2 separate regions of the Homo sapiens genome follow, and region 1 is linked to region 2. A link is a loop called in an ENCODE intact Hi-C map of the cell type or tissue named here. Cell type or tissue: prostate gland. All regions are shown on one strand. Each heading gives the region's core, and the rest is flanking DNA. Links, peaks and the distances in the headings are about the cores only.

Region 1 (5,382 bases), core at 118-5,117, 740 kb after region 2:
TCGGAATCTGTCACACAGTAAGAGTTTCATAAATTTTCATTGATTAAACAATAATTATTGTTGTCTCTAAAAAGAGAAATAGCATCAGATTGAGTTATAAGTTTGGTTTGAAGTGAGAAAACCTAGATCTGAATCTTTCCATAGCACTTTTATTAGCTGTATGACCTTGGGCACATTACTAAATTGGTCAGTGCCTTAGTTTATTTGTCCATAAAATGGGAATAACATTAGCAACAGCATAAACTTTTATGAGGATTAATCATACAATGTGACCAGAAAAACTCAAAATCAGCTGTTATTATCATAATCATCATTGGAGAGAGAGTTATCTGAAGGAAAATAAAGATAAGGCATTGAAAACATTAAAAATCTCACTTCACATCAAGTTCTTTCTTGGATTCTTTAAAGTGAGGACAAAAAAAAACTCAAAAAAAAAGAAAGCCCCAAGGAAGTTATGTTTGGTAAAGATTTCTATAAGCACCAACTCTCTAGTAAGTAAGAAGAACTAGACCCACACCTTTTTCTTTTTAAATACATGAGCTTTTTATTATTTTAGCCAAAAATCCTCCCATTGAAAGAAAGTTGCATGGTCATAAATGATCTTCTAACAATGCCAGCAAATTCTCTGATGTTGCAGCTCCTTTCTGCCAGAGTCATAGCTAGATTGAGTAGGAGAGCTGTCGAGACAATGGCTAGAAGATGCCTTGCATTTGCATGCAAACTGCTGTTTAGCAATGCCAATCATCATTTCCAAATTCATGCCAAATGCCACGATGTGATAAGGAGCATCATCTTTGTTCCCATCATTGCATCTCAACTAGTCATATTTACCAGTTATTAAGCACCTGCCAGTTGAAACCTCATGAAGGATTTATTTCTTGACCTATGAGCTATTTCTGTACTACAAGGTATATCTGATTCTCATACCTGTGCTTGGCTCAACAACATTTCTGTGACAAAAAAAAAAAAAGCCAAAAATATAATTAACTCTTCAACCATTAAAGAAATGAGCAGTTTGTGACCACTGGAATAAGCAACATATATATCATTTGGATAAAAAGATAACTACCTCTTCTCTCACGTATCTTTCCATTACATCAAAATTCTTCAAAAGCTAAAAATAACTATCCTCTTACTGTCTACCTGAGAAGCCACACCTGTTTCTTCCTGCAAATCTACTCAAGATGTTTCCAGAAGACTGACCTGACCCTGGACGGATACCAGAGTGACTCAAACACAGTACTCAGAAGACCTAGTTCTCCCTGATGGCCTTCAGTGCCTCAGGCATTTCTTGTAATAAATGGTTTCCATGCTCAGAAATAGATGAAAGCCAGGTCTTGCACCTTTCTGGAATCAGGAAGAGTTATTATAACAGGCATAGATAAAAATTCAAGACCATAAAAGGAAGAAAAAAAAGATGGGTATGCACTGGAAAAGGCAGTAGAGAAAATAAAATGTAGCGTACCTCAGAATAATAAGAACCTGGTTTTGCTTAAAACCAGAGTGGAAGAAGTTTGAATCATGGTGGAGCAAGAATAGGAGACAAGCCCTCGCTGCTATTGAATTCGCCCTTTCTGTTTGTGTTTGCACATCAGCCAAATTCAAAATGGCAGTGAGCAAGGCTGAGGAGGCCTCCAGAAAGCCAAGACGAAGGCAGCTTCCTGCTGCAGGAAGCCATGCTGTGCTTCCCCATAGGAAGGACTCATTGACCCCTGAAAACCATCATCCTGCAGGGGTGACCCCCACTCTATACAGAGTAGCCGTCCTGGAGTACCTCAGAAAAGAGGTTTTTTAGGCAGCAGCAACTGCACCAAAATATATCAAAATGACAAATGTCACCTTTCTCACCAGTGGCCTACCATTCCTTGAGATACAGAGTTGGAGTCTCTCTTAAGGCAACAATTGCTACGAGAAGTGTAATTCCATACATCTAGTTCTTCGATGGGAAAGAAAGGATAACTGAAAGAAGTTAGGTGCCTGGATTTCTCATGACTTCAGAAATCCAAATATTTGAATGATCATCCAGTATCAGTGATGCCAGCAGACTGTTCACTGTGAAAAAGACAATTTTGCCTTTAATTTTATTTTAGCCACTTAGAAGTTTAATAGCCTTTTTACAAACGGATTTCAACATTTGTTAACTATATGTAGGTGTTAATGCAGCACTGAAGAAGCTGTTGATTTTGAAGCAGTGGGTTTCTAATGAGTTTACTCTTTTTACAATGTGATGCAGAGGTTGTAGCAACAGATATATGATTTCATACAGATTTACTTCCACCATAGTGGATAAGAAGCTCAAATCTAAAACTCAAAAAAAAAAAAAAACTAAATAAAATAAGGAGGAGGAGAAAGAGGTAGGTAAAAGGGAGGAAAGGGGTATATTTGAGGACAAGGTAGTGCAGGCTACCTTTTGCAAGGTAGGTGAAGGGAATGATATTGTTGAGAAGAACAGACATATTTTCCAAGCAAGCCAGCTGGAGGAGGCCTTGGCAGGTTGGTGTGAATTTACTTCTGGCAGCACCAAACCTTAGAACAAGTATTTCTTTGGTTGTCTGTGGGTAAAGAAGCTACAGAATGAGATAGCTTAGTAATTTAAAAAAAAAGAAAGAAAGAAAGAAAGAAAGAAAGTAGCCCCATTCTCCTGAGCCAGGCCCTGCAGATAGGACCCCCAGTCAAGATGGTGACATCTCTGGGCAAGGAGCCAGCTTAATGCCCCCAAACGTCACCAGCACTCACTAAATGTTGAAGAACACAAATACTGGGATCGCTTTAAAAATATCTAGCTGTTTCTCTTCAATTGGGTTGAATTTCCTTTCGCAATATGAACTATGTTCCTGCCAATTTTAAAGTTTACAGCTCCAGCTGTTAGGGAGTTATGTAAGAGCAAAAGTGATCAAAGAGCCTCAAGAGTGGAAAATGCATTTTTTTTCCCTTGGTTGCATAACTCCTCGAATGGAATGGGCAATGCAAAATGCAATAGAAATATCATCTGCCCACTCCTCCTGCCCCTCATTACTACCTTTCCAAGAAAAGAAAAAAAGTTCACCTTGGAGGGAGTAAAGAAGAACATGAGCAATGTTGTTGGACTCAAATTTAGCATGCCCAAGCATTTTTCAAAATAAAGTTGCAAGTAACTGAAATAGGTTTAAGCTGAAACCAAATTCCTCTTAACTCTAGGGCACTTTCCCTAAAAATAAAAAATGAACCTAGTACATTAAAGAATGTAGTTCTTTACGGCCAGCACAATATTCTAATGTCATTATCTTCTGAATGTCTCTCCTCCTATTAGTCTTTTAGTTAACAAGCGTTGAAATCAGTTTGTAAAAAGGGAACTTCTCTTTTTGTCTTTGCCTTCCCAGTTCCTGGCATAAAATAAGATCCAATAAATAATACACGAATAAGGATTATAGAAAATGTGGCTTTAGCCATATGTTTAGACTGACTATCTGCGGAAGCCTAGACATGATGCAATGACAACCTTTGGAAGTAAGAGTGACACTTGATGAAAGCCAAACATGTACTTTCTTACCCATTTTTCCCTTTTTCCTCATGGCTCTGATTGCAAAAAGACTGATAATAAAAGCTAGACAAAGTCAGATTGGTATTTGATCTGTGCCCCACCCACATCTCATGTCAAATTATAATCCCCAGTGTTGGAGGTGGGGCCTGGTGGGAGGTGATTGGATCATGAGGTTGGATCCTTCATGAATGGTTTAGCACCATCCTGTTGGTTCCAGTCTCATGACAGTGAGTGACTGAGAGCTTGACAGATCTGGTTGTATAAAACTGTGTAGCACTTCCCCTCTCTCTCTCTCCTACTCCTGTGCCCATCACGTGAGACGCCTCTGTATTAGTTTGTTCTTGAACTGCGACAAAGAAATACCTGGGACTGGGTAATTTATAAAGAAAAGAGGCTTAATTGGCTCATGGTTACACAGGCTATACAGGAAGCACAGCAGCATCTGCTTGGCTTCTGGGAAGGCCTCAGGAAACACAATCTTGGCAGAAGGTGAAGGGGAAGCAGGCATGTCTTACATAGCTGAAACAGGAGGGAAACAGAGGTGGGGGGAGGTGCTACACTCTTTTTAAACAACCAGATCTCATGAGAACTCACTCACTACACAGTACCAAGGGGAAATGGTGCTAAACCATTCATGGGAACTCCAGCCCTATAATCCAATCACCTCCCACCAGACCCTATCTCTGACACTGAGATTTACAAATGAACATGAGATGTGGGTGTGGACACAGATCCAAACCGTATCAGTCTCCCTCCCACTTTGCTTTCTACCACAGTTGTAAGTTTCCTGAGGCCTCCCCAGAAGCGGAGCAGATGCCAGCATCATGCCTCTTACACAGCCTGCAGAACTGTGAGCTAATTAAACCTCCTTTCTTTATAAATTACCCAGTCTCAGGTATTTCTTCATAGCAATGTGAGAACAGACTCATACACAGATGACAGAAGCGGACAAAGGTAGAAGTCTCTGTAAGCCGTTAGTAACAACTACAGAATATCTCTTGGGTTTCAGATGTCAATGGCCCACCATATTCGTCTCTGAAAATGTCAGCTACCATACCATAATAACCCCTGCCCAGAGCTGAGATAGGTATGGACTGTGATAAGCCTGGGCGCAAAGATCCCACATGCCTCAAGAATGGCCCATTAACCACTTAGCAAGTGATATTCCCAGATTCAGGGTATACTCAGTCACTGGACAGTGTGATTCAGGTTGATAATACCTTCTACCAAAATCTAGGGAGCTCCATCCTCAATAGATAGATTCTACTCCAGTGGGAGGAAAGGGAAGCTAGAGAGAAATTCCAAAGAGCTGACCAAGGGTTTGAGAGGCAGCAGGATGAGAAGACAGGATCATCCTTGCTAACTTTAAAAAGACACTTCTCTCTTTGTGATAAAATTTGCGCTCATTGCATTCTTGGTGTTTCCATTCCATCATCCTTATTTGGGTCTTCCATTTTTCTGGTCTTTTTATCTATTAAAGAGAGTAAAGGAGGATTCATGCACTGGAAAAATGTTGAATTAGAGAATGACTAAGACCTTTCCAGCTCTCAGACACTTTAGTTTACATATATTTTTGTACCCTTCTCATTGGTCTCAATCTGCACTTTTTTCTCGTAGGACTCTTCCCCACTATATAAAATCATCAGGTTACTTTCACTATTTCACAATCCTGTTCAAATGCCAAAATGTCCTCCCTACCTTACCCTAACCTCCTGAAAGTCTATACCTCTTTGCCTATCAGAACACCTCAAACTGTGGTCTAGACCTTCCTCTTCTGCCTTATTTTCTCTATTGTCTAGAAACACTGGTCCTTTCTGAATCATGCCCATCTTTTAACATCTAGGCCTGGTACCTTTTGTCTA
Region 2 (5,382 bases), core at 60-5,059:
TAATATTGAAACTGTCTTTGCAAAAGTATGATGGAGACAGTGAAAGAGATCTAACTTAACCAACTCCATCTTGCTTCTAACCTCCAAGCTGTCTTTGTTCATTCCTGGGCTTAGGCCGAACTAATTTTGGGAGAAACTTAGTTTATGGTTTAAACAAACACAGTAACAGCCCTTTCCCAAAGCAGACCTCCTTCTTGCCTGGGGACTAGATTGCCTTTGTAGGACTAACATTAGCTAGAAGATTAGAAGTTATGGTTTAGGAGTCATGCAGCTGGAGGCTTCAAGATTCTGACCCTCCCTAAACTGCTCCTAAGATCAGTGCTTGAGATATTTCGCAGACTCTGTACTTGATGGATCAGCTGGCACCACCCGGATTAATAAACTGGCCCACTGATCTTTTGGCCCCCACACAGGAACTGACTCAGAGCAAGAGGACAGCTTCAATTCCCTATGATTTCATCTCTGACCAATCAGCACTCCTGGCTCACTGGCTTCCCTCCACCCACCGAGTTATCCTTAAAAACTCTGCTCCCCAAACGAACGCTCGGGGAGACTGATTTGAGTAATAATAAAACTCCAGTCTCCCGCAGAGCCTGCTCTGGTGAATTTTTCTTTCTCTATTGAAGTTCCCCTGTCTTGATGAATCGGCTCTGTCTAGGCAGGGGGCAAGGTGAACCCCTTGGGCGGTTTCAATATTAGTGACCAGATTCTACCTCTGTTACATTAATGTTTGGAGATTAGCACAAAAACTTGCTTTGAGCTTCCTAGTAGGAAGGAAAAAAAAAAAGAGAGAGAGATAGACCTATGTGCTTACACATTTAAACATATTTAAACATAAATTTATGGTGGTAAATTTGATGAGGAACTTTACACTGAATTAAAAAGTCAGACTATAGTTCAATGAAAAATATTTGAAGTCACTGTTACTCAGTTTCAAAATGTTTTAAAAGTAGATTGTTTAAATCATAATCAATCCTGAATAACACAGTTTACTAAACGTACAGAGCTCAAATTAATAAGAAACAGCCAAATTTCTACTCACTTTGTGCTGTGTAGACCCTGCTAGTCTCCTGTGCCTATTCAAGAATCTGTGGTGGAAATACAGGCATTAGAAAGAAAAGACGTGGGTTTTCCTCCTGGAACCGTCACCTACCACCAGATGGGCACGTGGCACGTTAATTGCTGCCAAATCTCCCTTGCTTCGAGCATCCTCTACCTCTATCTCCAACCCCTTGCAAGAGTACCTTCTCTGAGCATCTCAGATTGGAGTTTCCTTCTTCCATCAGTTTCTGTTTTTCCTCTTTCCAGGATTCCTTACAGTTTATGGTCCATGGGAAGATTCCTACTCTTGTCTCTGAATACATATATATGTATATGTATGCACGTACATGTGTGTGCATATATATATATTTGTAAGTATGCACATGTGTGTGTGTGTTTCTATCATTTCTAAGGACCTGGAACAGGAGAACACTGTGTGTGCTTAGTTCACCTTCTGTACCTTTCAGAGCCTACTTTCAAATAATTACGTAAAGGAGCTGTGCAACTAGAAAGCAAAAAAAGTCCTATAAAAAATAGATTGTTTAAAGCACTGAATGAAATCCCATGCCACCCCTGCTCCTTTAATGGACAAGTTCTAGATGCCAATCTGTAGATGATGTCACCTATTTGCAGAAAAACCTATTGATCACAAGGTCCCTAATATGTGTGTGTAATATAATAATTGTATATCACCATTTTGTCTATTGTTATATATATTTTTTGTCTTCACCTCTGGATTATAAACTCCTCATGGGTGGAGACCCCTTTTCTAGATCTCTCAGATCCTTTTGGGAAACATATCAGAAGCAGGCCCAGGAAATTCTCACTAAATACTGGTAGACGCTAGTCTAAAGTACTTTGAGGCCATGACAGGAGACATTTAGTAAACAGGGGGGAAAAAAGATGACTTAGACACCTGGTGGGAGAGACAAATCGTGCAAGAAGGAAACAGGCTCGGCAGCCTCGCCGTCTGCTTGCAGGACTTCTTATTTAGGCTTCAGCAACCTCAGAGGGAGAGATTACAGCGCTTCATGCTGTTCCCCTCCCCTGCCCGGTGGAAGGGACACTTGGTGGGGTCATTAGGCAGCTGTGATCTGCCATAACTCCAGGTCGGGTGGATGTTCAGGCAGATATTTGTTTTTTGAACAACCAGACAGGCTGTCTCCTGAGATCTGACCAAAACTGGAACTTGGAGGAGATTCAACTGGCTTTGGTTCAAACCAGAAAAACTGAAACAATGCTAATAGCCCGGGAAGGAATGGCGGGAAATGCTTACTCATCTTCAGCCCATAGTCTATAAACTCTTAGCATGAGGATTTGAGTAGCCTGGGGTCCCCTGTGGATACCGTCACTATGCAGAATTATGAATTCAAGTTCCCTTATGGGGAAGAATGATAGCTAAAAATTTATAATAATAACATTAAGTGATATTGTACCTATGTGGACATGTCATGGCCACAGGTAAAAATGACAGCAGCGCATTCACAATGTGGAAGGTTCTTAGGCTGTAGACAATCAGACCAAACTCCCTCAAGAAATCCTAAGAATGCCATGTATTGAGTGTTGACCATGACCGAAATGTCAGGCACATCTAACTGTCTGGACTCCAGTGGGTGACAAATAAAATGTCTCTTAAGATGGAAATAAAATGGAGGGGCGAATTGGCACGAATGTTGTTTATGTTTGTCAGTGCTTTGGAAGCAGGTGGCCTGTTCAAGCTAGTGGCAGCCTGCTGTGGCCCTGTGGACCTGGTGCCTAATCCTCGTGCATTATACAGTCTTCCATTTGTGTCAGAAGATTTCTAGCTTGCGTTAGTTTGTGCTGGCTTGAAGCACAGCACCAGGCAAATTCTATGGCTTCTATGTCTCTCTGTCTCTGTCTCTCTCTGTTTCTTTCTCTTTCTGTCTCTGTCTCTCACACACTCACACACATACACACACACACACGTATGAGGGAGAGCAAGGTGGAACAGAGAATGTGGTTTAAATTTCACAGCCTCAAATGAGAACTTCTTTGTTAGTGAAAAGCAAACAGAGCAACCTGCACACAGGGTCAACGTGCTCTGGAATGCAGAATTGTTTGTCCCCAGTCAAACAGCCGCCTGATGTTGAGTTTACATGATATTTCAGCAAACCGAAACAATGAGGACGTTTACCATTAACTCCAGGCCTTAGCCGTAAAGTCAGGATGTAGATCAGGGTCACTAACTCTGATCCTTAAGGATCTCAGCAAACGGCTCTACCCAGCTACTTAGACCAAGTCATCCAAGTTTATTAAACTCCTAGTCTTTTGCCACAGACTCCATGGATGCAAAGCTGGACAGACCCAAGCTTTTTCATAGGGCATGCCTTTAAGGACCCTGTTGAGGTCCAGCTGAAGACAGAAAAGCAAACAGTGGTGATGTGATTTTTGTTAAAGTGATATTCATTTTAAACGCAATGTCCAGTTTGACTATAGCAGAAGGAAGTTCAGAAAAGTTTCTAAGGGGAGGTAGCATTTGAGTTGAAACTTGAAGGAAGAGTAGAAGTTTGCCAGGATGGCACACTGGAGGTGATGGGGTAGGAGCGGAGGTGCATGCTGGACAGAAGGTGAAGTAAGTGAGAGGCGTGAGGAGAACAGTCATCCCAGAAACTGCTACACATAATTTAGTATTGTCAAGGTGGAGATGGGGATGGCAGGGGATGGAGGTTGGGAAGGTGGTAGCCGGATCAGGAAGGGTGTTCTGCATAGATCAGCCTGGGTTCTCCGCCTGTGGAAGGAGGGATGCCAGTGAAATATTTTGAGCAGAGGGAAAGACTTGGCCATCTTTGCTTCTTAGAAAGATCAGTGGCCTCAGGAGGACAGGTTGCAGGGTGGGTGGCTAGAGGAGGTGATGTGGTTCTATAGGGAAAGGGAGGGCAAGTTTGCAGCGCACACTGGCTGGGAGCCTCTGAGGCCCAGTTGAATGATCAGAAACTGACACAGGTAGCTATGGGGATTGTGAGGAGGAGAGTGGGACAGTGGGAGTGGGATGGTGGTCAGCCCTGGCTCTGAGCTGCTCCAGGGCCTTACCCCTGCCTGGCTTCTGACAGCTGTTCTCCCTGCTGGACAGTGGCTTCACCACTGGCCTGGGGCAGCAGGGGCTGGATAACCAGGTCATGTCAGCTTTAAGAGGGACATCTGACATATGCTTCTCTGCAGTTTCTAGAGTTCAATGGTAGGTTTTAACAAATATTTGCTAATTCAATGGAGTCAAACTCTGGTATATGAACTGGGAGTGCAGTCATGAAGAAATCACAGCAAAACCCTGTCCTTGAAGAACACATATTGCAGGTGATGAGACAGGAAATCAGCAATAGAAATAAAACACATAGAAAGTTAGGTGGTGAAATGTGCCATAAAGAAAAAGTTAGGTTGGGAAGGTGGTTTGCAATTTTAGATGAGGTGGCGGAGGAAGGCTTCTCTGAGCAAAGACCTTCAGGATGGAAGGGGCCATGGTTTTGAGATGTGAGAGAAAAGCATTTCAAGAAAAGGGGAGAATTTGTGCCAAGATCTCGAGCTGGGTATGCACTTAGCATATTGGGGAACAGCAAAAAGGCTGGCATGGCTGCAGGGGGAGTCTGTGGGGGCTGGGAAGTGGGGTGCTGGCACGTTGTATAGGCCCGAGTGGACTTGGCCCTCCACTCCGCATGAGATGGAAAGTCAAATGTATTCCGCTGACCCTTGCTGTGCACAACTCTTTTCTCCTGCCCTTCCAGTTGCAACTCACCCATGCTCAATGTGGGACATTTTGTAAGACAACTGGCCTGGACACATGTAAAAAAGTCACTATCATTAAAATAAAAGGTAAGAGAACTGGTCTTTATTAAAAGGGCCTAAAGAGCTATAGTAATCAAACACCATGCTTGAGTTTTTGGGATAAGGAAAGCTATTGGAATGTGGACTAACAGTAGATGATATTATGAATTACTCTTAATTTGTTAGGTGTGATAATGGTATTAAAGTCATGTAAGAGAATGTCCTTATTTTGAGAAAACAAATGCTGTGAAATATAGGAGTGAAGTGTCATGATATCAGCAACTTACTTTTAAAGGGTAAGGCCAACACACACACGGCCACACACACACATAAGATCAAATGGATACATAGATAGATAAAGCAAAAAATGCTGAAATATGAGCATTTGGTGAGCGTAGGTGATGGGTGTGTATGTATTTGTTGTACTAGTCCATCGCCTTTCATTTTTGAACATTTTCATATTAAAAAGTTGGGGGAAAATCATCTATGCTATGGTCTGTTTCTTTTGGGTCTGTTTTTGGTTGCTGTTATTCTCATGAGTTTCTGTCCAGCCCCCTAGGTCAT

What was found. A loop is a pair of places that touch in the nucleus more often than their neighbours do. Peaks named below come from ENCODE experiments on the same cell type or tissue, not always from the same donor. Only the 100,000 strongest peaks of a DNase experiment are listed, where the experiment ranks them.
Region 1: it touches region 2 in a loop (2.3-fold over the local background); 1 of 110 quality-filtered maps calls a loop at or near these places.

Annotation. Positions count from the first base shown.
Region 1 is chr5:67,968,617-67,973,998 of GRCh38, forward strand. The region is part of intron 1 of LOC107986420 (a long non-coding RNA gene); the gene reads right to left. Among named protein-coding and RNA genes, the nearest start is that of LINC02997, 180 kb to the left of the region's middle. In prostate gland, for the core only: no CTCF peak of the experiment used is centred there; a DNase peak (open chromatin) is centred at 2,740; H3K27ac peaks cover 385 bases.
Region 2 is chr5:67,232,787-67,238,168 of GRCh38, forward strand. No RefSeq gene overlaps it. Among named protein-coding and RNA genes, the nearest start is that of TILRLS, 33 kb to the right of the region's middle. RefSeq lists an enhancer at 267-816. In prostate gland, for the core only: no CTCF peak of the experiment used is centred there; a DNase peak (open chromatin) is centred at 2,245; H3K27ac peaks cover 1,976 bases.